Regions from separate parts of the Homo sapiens genome. Here region 2 is linked to region 1. A link is a loop called in an ENCODE intact Hi-C map of the cell type or tissue named here. Cell type or tissue: ascending aorta. All regions are shown on one strand. Links, peaks and the distances in the headings refer to the core of each region. The heading gives the core; the rest is flanking DNA.

The links. Peaks named below come from ENCODE experiments on the same cell type or tissue, not always from the same donor. Only the 100,000 strongest peaks of a DNase experiment are listed, where the experiment ranks them.
Region 2: a loop joins it to region 1, with 3 times the contacts of the local background. A loop is called at or near these places in 1 of 110 quality-filtered maps.

Annotation. Positions count from the first base shown.
Region 1 is chr15:80,930,447-80,934,838 of GRCh38, forward strand. It overlaps CEMIP (cell migration inducing hyaluronidase 1), which reads left to right. Exons shown (of 30, transcript NM_001293298.2): 22 at 1,413-1,593; 23 at 2,799-3,014. Among named protein-coding and RNA genes, the nearest start is that of MESD, 57 kb to the right of the region's middle. In ascending aorta, for the core only: no CTCF peak of the experiment used is centred there; DNase peaks (open chromatin) are centred at 1,645 and 2,864; H3K27ac peaks cover 2,365 bases.
Region 2 is chr15:80,485,730-80,490,121 of GRCh38, forward strand. The region is part of intron 5 of ARNT2 (aryl hydrocarbon receptor nuclear translocator 2); the gene reads left to right. LOC124903537 (a long non-coding RNA gene) reads left to right here. Exons shown (of 2, transcript XR_007064731.1): 1 at 1-2,145; 2 at 2,837-4,392. Among named protein-coding and RNA genes, the nearest start is that of ARNT2-AS3, 75 kb to the right of the region's middle. In ascending aorta, for the core only: no CTCF peak of the experiment used is centred there; no DNase peak of the experiment used is centred there; H3K27ac peaks cover 1,162 bases.

The sequences.
Region 1 (4,392 bases), core at 120-4,119:
AAGTAGGAACCTAAGAGCCTGCAGTCCTAATCATGGTTGATCCATCTTGTATAGAGCTGGGTCAGGGTCTGAAGTGCAAAACCTAAGTATAGAGCTAGTAAAAATGGACTGTCCCTAAAATATGTGAAATGAAAAAATGCATGGAGCCACCCCTTGAGAATCAGGATTCTAGATCATGATGTTAATCAATTATAAACGTAAAAATATAGAAATGCAAGGAGTCTTTGGTGCCCACTGAAGGCATGTTACCGTGACTGCTGTGCCTAGGGTCTTCCTCAAGGAACCATATTGGAATGGAAGGGAGCCCAGGGTTGAAGATCAGGGACAACTGGAGTATGGTCTCTCCCTGTGGGCAGATATTTTTTCTGCTTCTTTTTCCATCTTTCTATTTTTTCTTCTTTATATTTGCTGTGGAAGACAATGTGCTTGACCCAGATACAGAGACACCAGCATAAGCATACATGTTGGGTTTGGAGAAGGAGCAAGCCTAGACTGGGGCCAGGCCCAAGAAGGACCACCAGGAAGCCCAGCCAGCCTCGCAGACCCTTGCTTCCTGTGCTCTGCTCAGGAGTCTGAGGCAATGGGAGAAGTGTGTCTGAGCAACCTACTCCATGCTAAGCCAAGGCAAAATCTTCAAGTCACCAGTTCTTGTCCAGTCTCTCCTACCTCCACGTCCAAGCCTGTTGCCGCTTCCCACCTCCTTCTGGGTCTCAGGGCCTTCTTGGGGTTCTCTGTCAGCCTACAGTCTTGCTTTTCAGTGGGGCCTCCCTTTCTTCTAGGGGTGCTGAAAATGTTGCCTTACAATTATTTTTATCATGTTTATCACCTTCCATTCTGTGTCCTTTTCCCCTCTGTTTCCCAAACCCAGCACACTGCCAATGTGAAAGGCTTACTCCCAGAGGAGAAACTCATGTGGGTCTTAATCTGATTTAATTGTTATAGCAACTAAAACTAAGGCGATAATGACTAACAGCTCTATCTTCCCAAGAAACATAATATTGGCACGCTCCAGTGGTATTTACAGTATTTACCCAATGACTCTTTATGTAATGGAAAAATTGGGGAAAATGTTGAAATACAGGACCATTCTCCAAACTCCAAACTAGCAACTAGATGGATATTCAACTCATCCATCCATTCATCCATCCATCCATTCACCCGGCAGTCATTCATTGACACTTAGTGTGTCTATACATGCTTTAAATTAATTAATGAATTAATAATTAATTAATAATGATCTGGGGCAGGGGGAGTTTCTAGAGGTGGGGATCAGGAATGGTTTTACCCAGGAAGTCTCTGCTACCATCCACCTCAGAAGGGGCAAACATGGCGTTTAGACTGACGTCTTACTTCCTTAACTCCATAGGAATGGAAAACATTTAGACTGACATCTTACTTCCTTAACTCCGTAGGAATTTTCCAATTAGAGGAATTCAGTTATATGATGGCCCCATCAACATCCAAAACTGCACTTTCCGAAAGTTTGTGGCCCTGGAGGGCCGGCACACCAGCGCCCTGGCCTTCCGCCTGAATAATGCCTGGCAGAGCTGCCCCCATAACAACGTGACCGGCATTGCCTTTGAGGACGTTCCGGTGAGTGAGGCGCCAGGGCAGACTCCCGGCAAACCCAGACTTTGGATGGTGATTCACAAGTCCCCTGGGTCCCAGAGTTTGAGCTATTGCCACCACCGCAGGGGTTGAGAAGCCTCCTCCAACTAGGCTGGGCCATGTCCCAGTTTGCTCTTCATCCAAACTGGAAAAGTACAAGCGTAGGTTGCCCCACAGGTCAGGTCTGGGTAAATGCCCGCTTGCTCTCTCCCTGCTCAAAACTCAGGCGAGCCTCTGGAGGAACCCGACGTGTGGACTGAGGTTCCTAGGCTGTTCCTCCAAGGGACTTGACTTTGACAAACTGAGTCTTCTGACCAGGCCACCTGAGTTGGCACAAAGAATCTAACAAGCCCCACAGTTTCCAAGGGAAGTCTTAGCTGATGATGTTCTGTTTAATCTCTCCCCGAGAGCAGACTATAAACAGAGGCCTCCTTGCCCTAGACAGAGAAGGCAGAAGAGGGGCGGAGGATTAGGAGATCAGGAGCAAGGGCTGCCCTGTGAGACCAGCCGGGGCCAGTCCTCCTGTGCATTTCCTTCAGGTTATGGATTCCCAGACTTTTCCCTCCTTCTCCTCCCTGCTCCTGCCTTTTGCCTGTTTGCCCAGTTCCTGGCAGGCTGAGGGAAACGATGTGAAACTGAAATGACTTAATGTCTTTACTCAGGCAACTGAGAGCCTGAAAGAGGTCAGTTATGGAAATCTGCAAGGGCTCATGCTGCAAAACTGTCTTCCTGAAACGTGCCACATGCATCTTCTCTCGCACACGGATGCCCCCGTGTATGTGTGTGTGTATGTGTAAAAGTGTGTGTACCCTTTCTCATACACACATCACCCCCACCTCCCTCTCACACACAGTCACACTCACAGTCCTCAGTCCCCCTCCTCCATCTCTGCAGTTGGTGAAGGCTGTGTGTCAGAGCAGTCTCCAAGCTCATCCACAGCAGCCAACCCTCCAGTGAGCAGAGGCCAAAAGCATGTGCTAGGTCTGGGAGTTGAGGCACAGTGAACCTTTGACTGTGACTCCGGTTGCATCGGAGGGGTCAGCCACGTGGTTTCTCTCAGTGCCCGAGAGCATCTTTGTTTTGGCTGGCTTGTAACGTCAGTGGAAATCGGAAACCTCGCCCTGGCCTGATGACGGCTGCAGTTTCCCTTCACCTTCTAGCCCTGCCTAACTTTCCTGGGCTCTGTTTAGATTACTTCCAGAGTGTTCTTCGGAGAGCCTGGGCCCTGGTTCAACCAGCTGGACATGGATGGGGATAAGACATCTGTGTTCCATGACGTCGACGGCTCCGTGTCCGAGTACCCTGGCTCCTACCTCACGAAGAATGACAACTGGCTGGTCCGGCACCCAGACTGCATCAATGTTCCCGACTGGAGAGGGGCCATTTGCAGTGGGTGCTATGCACAGGTGGGGACACCATTCTGGGGGCCGGCCACTCACTTATTCACTCATGCAACAAGCATTCAGTGAGTGTCTACTCTATGCCTGGCTCTGTTTCAGGCCAGAAAGAGATACAGAATTTTTTTTTCTTTTTCTTTCTTTCCTTTTATTTTTTCCCCTCACCCAGTAGGATTTTTACAAAGTTAAAGTCAAAACACTTGGTGAGCAAAATGCTTAGAAAAAAAGAACCCTCTGGGTCAACTGCTTCGATTCAAGTCAGGCTCCAACACTTACCATTGGACCTTGGGCAAATTACTTGGTCTCTTGGAGCCTCAGTTTCCTCACCTGTAAAATAGTTGAACTTTCCTAGCGAGATTTTGGGGGTGGCTTCAGAAAATACAAGTAAAATGTTTCATCAGCCTTATCCAATAGAAATATAATGCAAGCCACACATGTAATCTTAAATTTTCTGGTAGCCATGTTAAAAAGTAAAAAGAAACAGAATTTAATTTTAATAATACTTTAATTGTATTAAAAATACTATCATTCAAAATGAATCAGTGTAGAAAATCATTAAAAACACTTCTTGTTTTTTTTCTAAGTCTTCAAAGTCTACTGTGTATTTTACACTTATAGCCCACTCAATTTTCAACCAAGGGAAGTGTAGTCCTACTGAAACAATAACGTTGTGTTTAATGTGAATTTTTAATTTTATTTTTAATTTATTTTTGCATTTTTATTGCTATATCATAGTATATTCTCTTGGAGAATGTGTGATATTTGATATATGTATACAATGTGTAATGATCAAATCAGGGTAATGGGATAGGAAAAAATATTTACATTGCTTTTGTTTTGAAATTTAAATGAATTGAAGTTTAAAATTCAGATCCTGAGTCACAGTGGCCACATGTCCAGTGCTCAGTGGCCACATGAGGGACAGGGCAGGTCTAGATGGTGCCTAGAACAGGGCAGAACTTAAAATATTAGTTAGCTATTATTATATTATTGTTACTTCTAGTATTTTGATGAATGACTAATGAATAAATGAGTAACGGGAGAGAGGCCTGAGAAAATGAATTGTCAGGTTCACAGTGAGCCAGGTCGTCTCAGAGAATGAAGGAAACATGTATGAATAGCTGTCTTCACAACTATCCTACAAGGCAGGCATTATTATCACCACCGTGGGTGTCAGGAATTGGGGTGTTAGAAAGGAGCTAAATGGTGGTTTGGGGGTGGAGGAGTGATAGGAGAGGGAGATGGTGTTGGGCTGAAGGAAAAGGGCCATAAGGGGCAAAGAGGGCACAGGGTGCAGCTGGTGGGGGTCAGGTGCCAGAGTAGGTGGCAGGGCTAGCATTTAGCAGGAAGAAGGACCAGAGGAAGACAGGGCAGAGGGCAGGAAGCT
Region 2 (4,392 bases), core at 127-4,126, 440 kb before region 1:
ATTTTAACCAGTAGAGGCCCATGAACCATGTTAGATGTGAGATGCTCACTCTGGTGACAGAGTGGAGAACATGTCATAGGACAACCAGACAGGTTTGGGGTATTCAAGGTTAGGAGGATGCTAGAGTTATCTATGCGAGGGCTGATGCAGGCTTGGGTTGGGGAGGAGTATAGTTTCCTCTGGCTGCCGTAGTACATTACTACAAACTGGGCAGCTTAAAACAATGGGAATGTGTTATCTTGCCGTTCTGGAGGTCAGAAGTCCAAAATCAAGGTGTCAGCAGCCAGGTCAGTTATTTCTGGAGGCTGTGAGGAAGAACCTGTTCCATGGCTGTCTCCTAGCTCTGGTGGTAGCTGACAGTCCTTGCCATTCCTTGTAGACACATCGGTCCAATCTCTGTCTCCATCATAAGGTGGCATTTTCCCTTTGTGTCTCTGGGTCCAAATTTCCCTCTTCTAAGAATACCAGTCTGTTGGATTAGGGCCCACCTTAATCTGGTATGACCTCATTTTAACTTGATTCTATCTACAAAGACTTTCTTTCCAAATAAGGTCACATATGCAAGTTCTGAGTGGACATGAATTTTGGGCAGGGGGTGGTTGGAGACACTGTAAAACCCAGTATAGATTGTAACAGTGGAGATGGAGGGAAGTGGTTAACTTCACCAGATATGTAGGCAGTGAAACCAACAAGGGGAGTTGATCCACTCACTCTAGTCCTTTACCCAAATAGTGTTTTAAAAAAGCTGATATCCAGGGTCATTGGTGGCCTCGTTGGTGCCTCTTCTCATTGTCAGATCTCTTCTACTAGAAGCAAGTTTAACTGCGGGGAGGACAGGAGGCACCTCCTCAGCATCCCTGACTTGTCGTGTTGAGTCAAGCCACAAAATCCACTGCTTCCTTTGATGTTTATGCATTCACTGATGGATCCCTTTGGACCCACAAGCCTATTTTTGTAGATCAACTTGGGTGCAATGCAGAATGTGCTCATTGTGCCCTGCTGGGGGATAGGAATACTCACTGGTGTTAATTTTTTATAATTGCTAATCACCTATGCAGTGAGTCAGCAGAGGTACAGCCCTAGGAATGGTCTTCTAGGCTGTGGGTGGTGTGGGATTTGATTTGCCCCACCATGTAGGCATGGAGCCCATTCAGATGTGAACGTGGTTACAGGTTGAGCCTTGCTGTATCGATTCCTCTGCTTCACTTTCCTGCTCTATTCCTCTTCATTTCCTTCCAGATGGGGCTACTGATGCTCACCACTCATCCATCTGGAGTAGGCTGAAGCTACCCTAGGTGGGACAGAGCAGCACTTCCCCCTCTTCCTCTCCACACCTCCCTGATATGGCAGGGCTTGGAATTCAGTCGCCGTGCAGACCCAGGCAGGCAGTTGAATTCCTCCAGGCTGCCCCTTGCTGTACTTCTCCCTGCTTCTCATACCACCCAGCCCTGAGCCCGGGCTTCCATCTCTCTTCGCCTGCCTTTGTCCTGACCTGATTCATCCTCTCATGCCTGAGTCCTGCCCACCTCCCCGTGCCTTGGGTCAGACCTGCCCCTTCATGTTGTCCATGCGCACAGCAGCAGAGCTGGGCACAATCCAGAGCCGAGGTCAGGGCTGTTTTTGCTGAGAGCAGTGGCAGGTCGCCACACTGAGGGTGGGTTCAGATGGGGCGCGTGGAGGGGTCAAGTCCAGGAACTGATGCAGGAGAGGGTGCAGGGAGATGGGCCAGAATGTCTGAGTGGGGAACAAGCCATGCACATCCAGGAGTTGAGAAGTTTGGCCCCCAGCTCAGGACATAGTCTGTGACTGACACCTGGCCCGCTCAGGCCTGGCTCTGACAGCCTGCAAGGTACGGGCTCAGTTTCCAGATGTTGGACTTAGATAGCTGGTACTTGACCATTGTGCCTACATTTCCAGAAGCTTCCTTTATAATCGGACCCTGAAACCAGACCAGGGCACCTGCCCCTCACCAGTCTCCTTCGTCTTCTGGACCTTGTCTTCTAGGTATGCAGACCTCCCATGCTTTGTTCATGGCAACAACTTCTTAGGGAAGGGATCTAAAACAGAAGCCAACCTGGGCATTGCAAGACCGGAAGAGGAGGCTTGCCCAGTAATGTCACTGAATGACTGGATTTTCCATGCATGGTAAATATTTCTTTGTAAGAGAAATAACGGAGAGGACACAGCCTCCCCAGCACAGGGCTTACAGGGAATCAGGGAGGCTGCCAGGGATACAAGTAGAACAGCCCTCACTGTGAACCTTATGTGCATTTTATGTACACATCCAACTAGGTTCTCCCTTTTGGCATTAGAGAACAAGCCGCTTCCCTCTAAACAAGATTCTGTAGTAGAGGGAGCTCTCCAGCCTCTGCCTGAGCTGGGCTGTTGGGAATCAGGAAGTTGGGTTTGAGAAGCAGGGAGAGGTGGTCTGCAGGATCCAGGCCTTTCCCAACTCCCAATAACAGTGCATCTCTGTCCTGGATAAAGAGGGAGTAGGCGGTGAAAGTTCTCTTCAGTGGTTCAACATACATATTTTCTATCCCACCAAAAATGTATGTGAATCGACTTGAGAATGCTAAATCTTGCTTTAAATTCATGCAGAGATTTAACCATGTAACACTGGTGTGCTTCTTTGTAATGCTAAAAGTCACCTCCTAAAGTTCCTACATTCTCATTTTCGTATTATGGCTTTTCTTGAAACAAGGCATACCCAAGTGACGCCTGAAGAACATTTATTACAGCTTTGTACATAAGTTTTTAAAATTCCCAGCTCTTAAAACAGTGGTTCTCAATCTCATTGTGCATCAGAATTCTGTTGATTCTTTTAAAAATTCAGATGCCAGGACTCCACTCCATTTCTGTGAACTCGACTGTACCATAGTGAAGTTCAGACATCTGTCTTTCAAAAGCTACCCTGATGATTCCAGTGTGGACCAACTACTGCTCCCCAATGCGACCCCTGCCAACAAACCCCACGCATAAATAAAATAAAATAAAATAATACAACCTAATTTGTCCTTTATCTAGGAGATAAATTTCAGGAAGATAGTTTCTTAATTTACTACCACCGAAAACCAAAATGTTAAAAATGTAGTCATCAACACAACTGAAAAATGTGCAGCACTTAGCATTCTAAGTCCTCTTTGAAAGAGTCTTGATTTCCTAATGAAGTATCTTTTATCCTAACTTTGATGTTCAGGAAGCCAATCGACAAATACTTTTTTCTTCCTTCTATAACAGGAAACTACAACAGAAATAACCTAGAAGTAGTATTTTTTTAGGCAGATATAATTACTTTGAGTTACTTTGGGATGTTTGAAAAGACGAATTGAATCATTGCTTCTTGCTGGTATGATTTAGATTTCAGTAATCATCTCACGTGATAGTCATATTTTGTAATACTTTGGTTAAAAATAGCTTTGTTGCAAAAACTCCAGTGTGATAAAGAAAATAAAATAGTTTCCTTTAGCTTCACCAAAGACAGACACATTTCCCTCTGAAATGTCATGACTCATGCCACATGGCTAAATAAAAGTGCACGTATAGCACTGATCTTTCCTGTTTATTGCTTTTTTAGTAGAAGCTAATTGAGGAAAACATCTGCATCCAGTTTTCCCTTTATTTTTGTAGATTCTTTTCTTCTACTCCAACGCAAAGCCTCCCTGGACAGTCATTTGCTCAGGCAGTGATCTGATAGATGGCTTTCAGTTTTCTCCTTTTGGGTGATGACATAAATTACTCTGCAATGAGCTATTTACAATGCCACTCTTTAACCTTGAGCTGAGCGCACACGTTCTAAGGACCTGAACTCACAAGAGCTCGGCATCATGAGGGTCACACAGGCTGACTCTTCTCTCAGTTCTACAGCTCTCTCCATAATAGGCCTGTGAAGTGGCCACTGGCTTCTTTTTGAACACCTGCAGTGGCAGAGCTGGCCACCTCAGAAGATAGCCCTTTCTACACTGGAACAGTGCACTTGTACTCAGTTTGAAGTTATCCCCAGTAACCCTTGCCATCGTCTTAGCACAGCCCACATTGCTTGCTAGGGCTGGGAATTGGCAGATGGGTGGACTCACCGACAGCCATGGTGGGGGGTTAAGAGCATGGACTTTCTGCCTGGGTTTGAGTCTTCGTTTCCCCGCTGACCAGTTGGGTGATCTTGGACAGGGTACAGGGATCCTCCCTGAGCCTCCAGTTCCTCATCAGTGTTGGTGTGAGGATGGTGCCCAAGACAGTGCCTGGCGTGGTCTGGGTACTCAGTAAATGCTTGTCATCTTTTTTTTTCCCCCAACCGTAGGCAGCTTTGTCTTGGGAGGTATTCTCAGTCCCTACCTAGTCAGGGATTCGTGCACACACTTTTGTAAGCACTCCCAGGAGAAAGTGGTGAGAGAG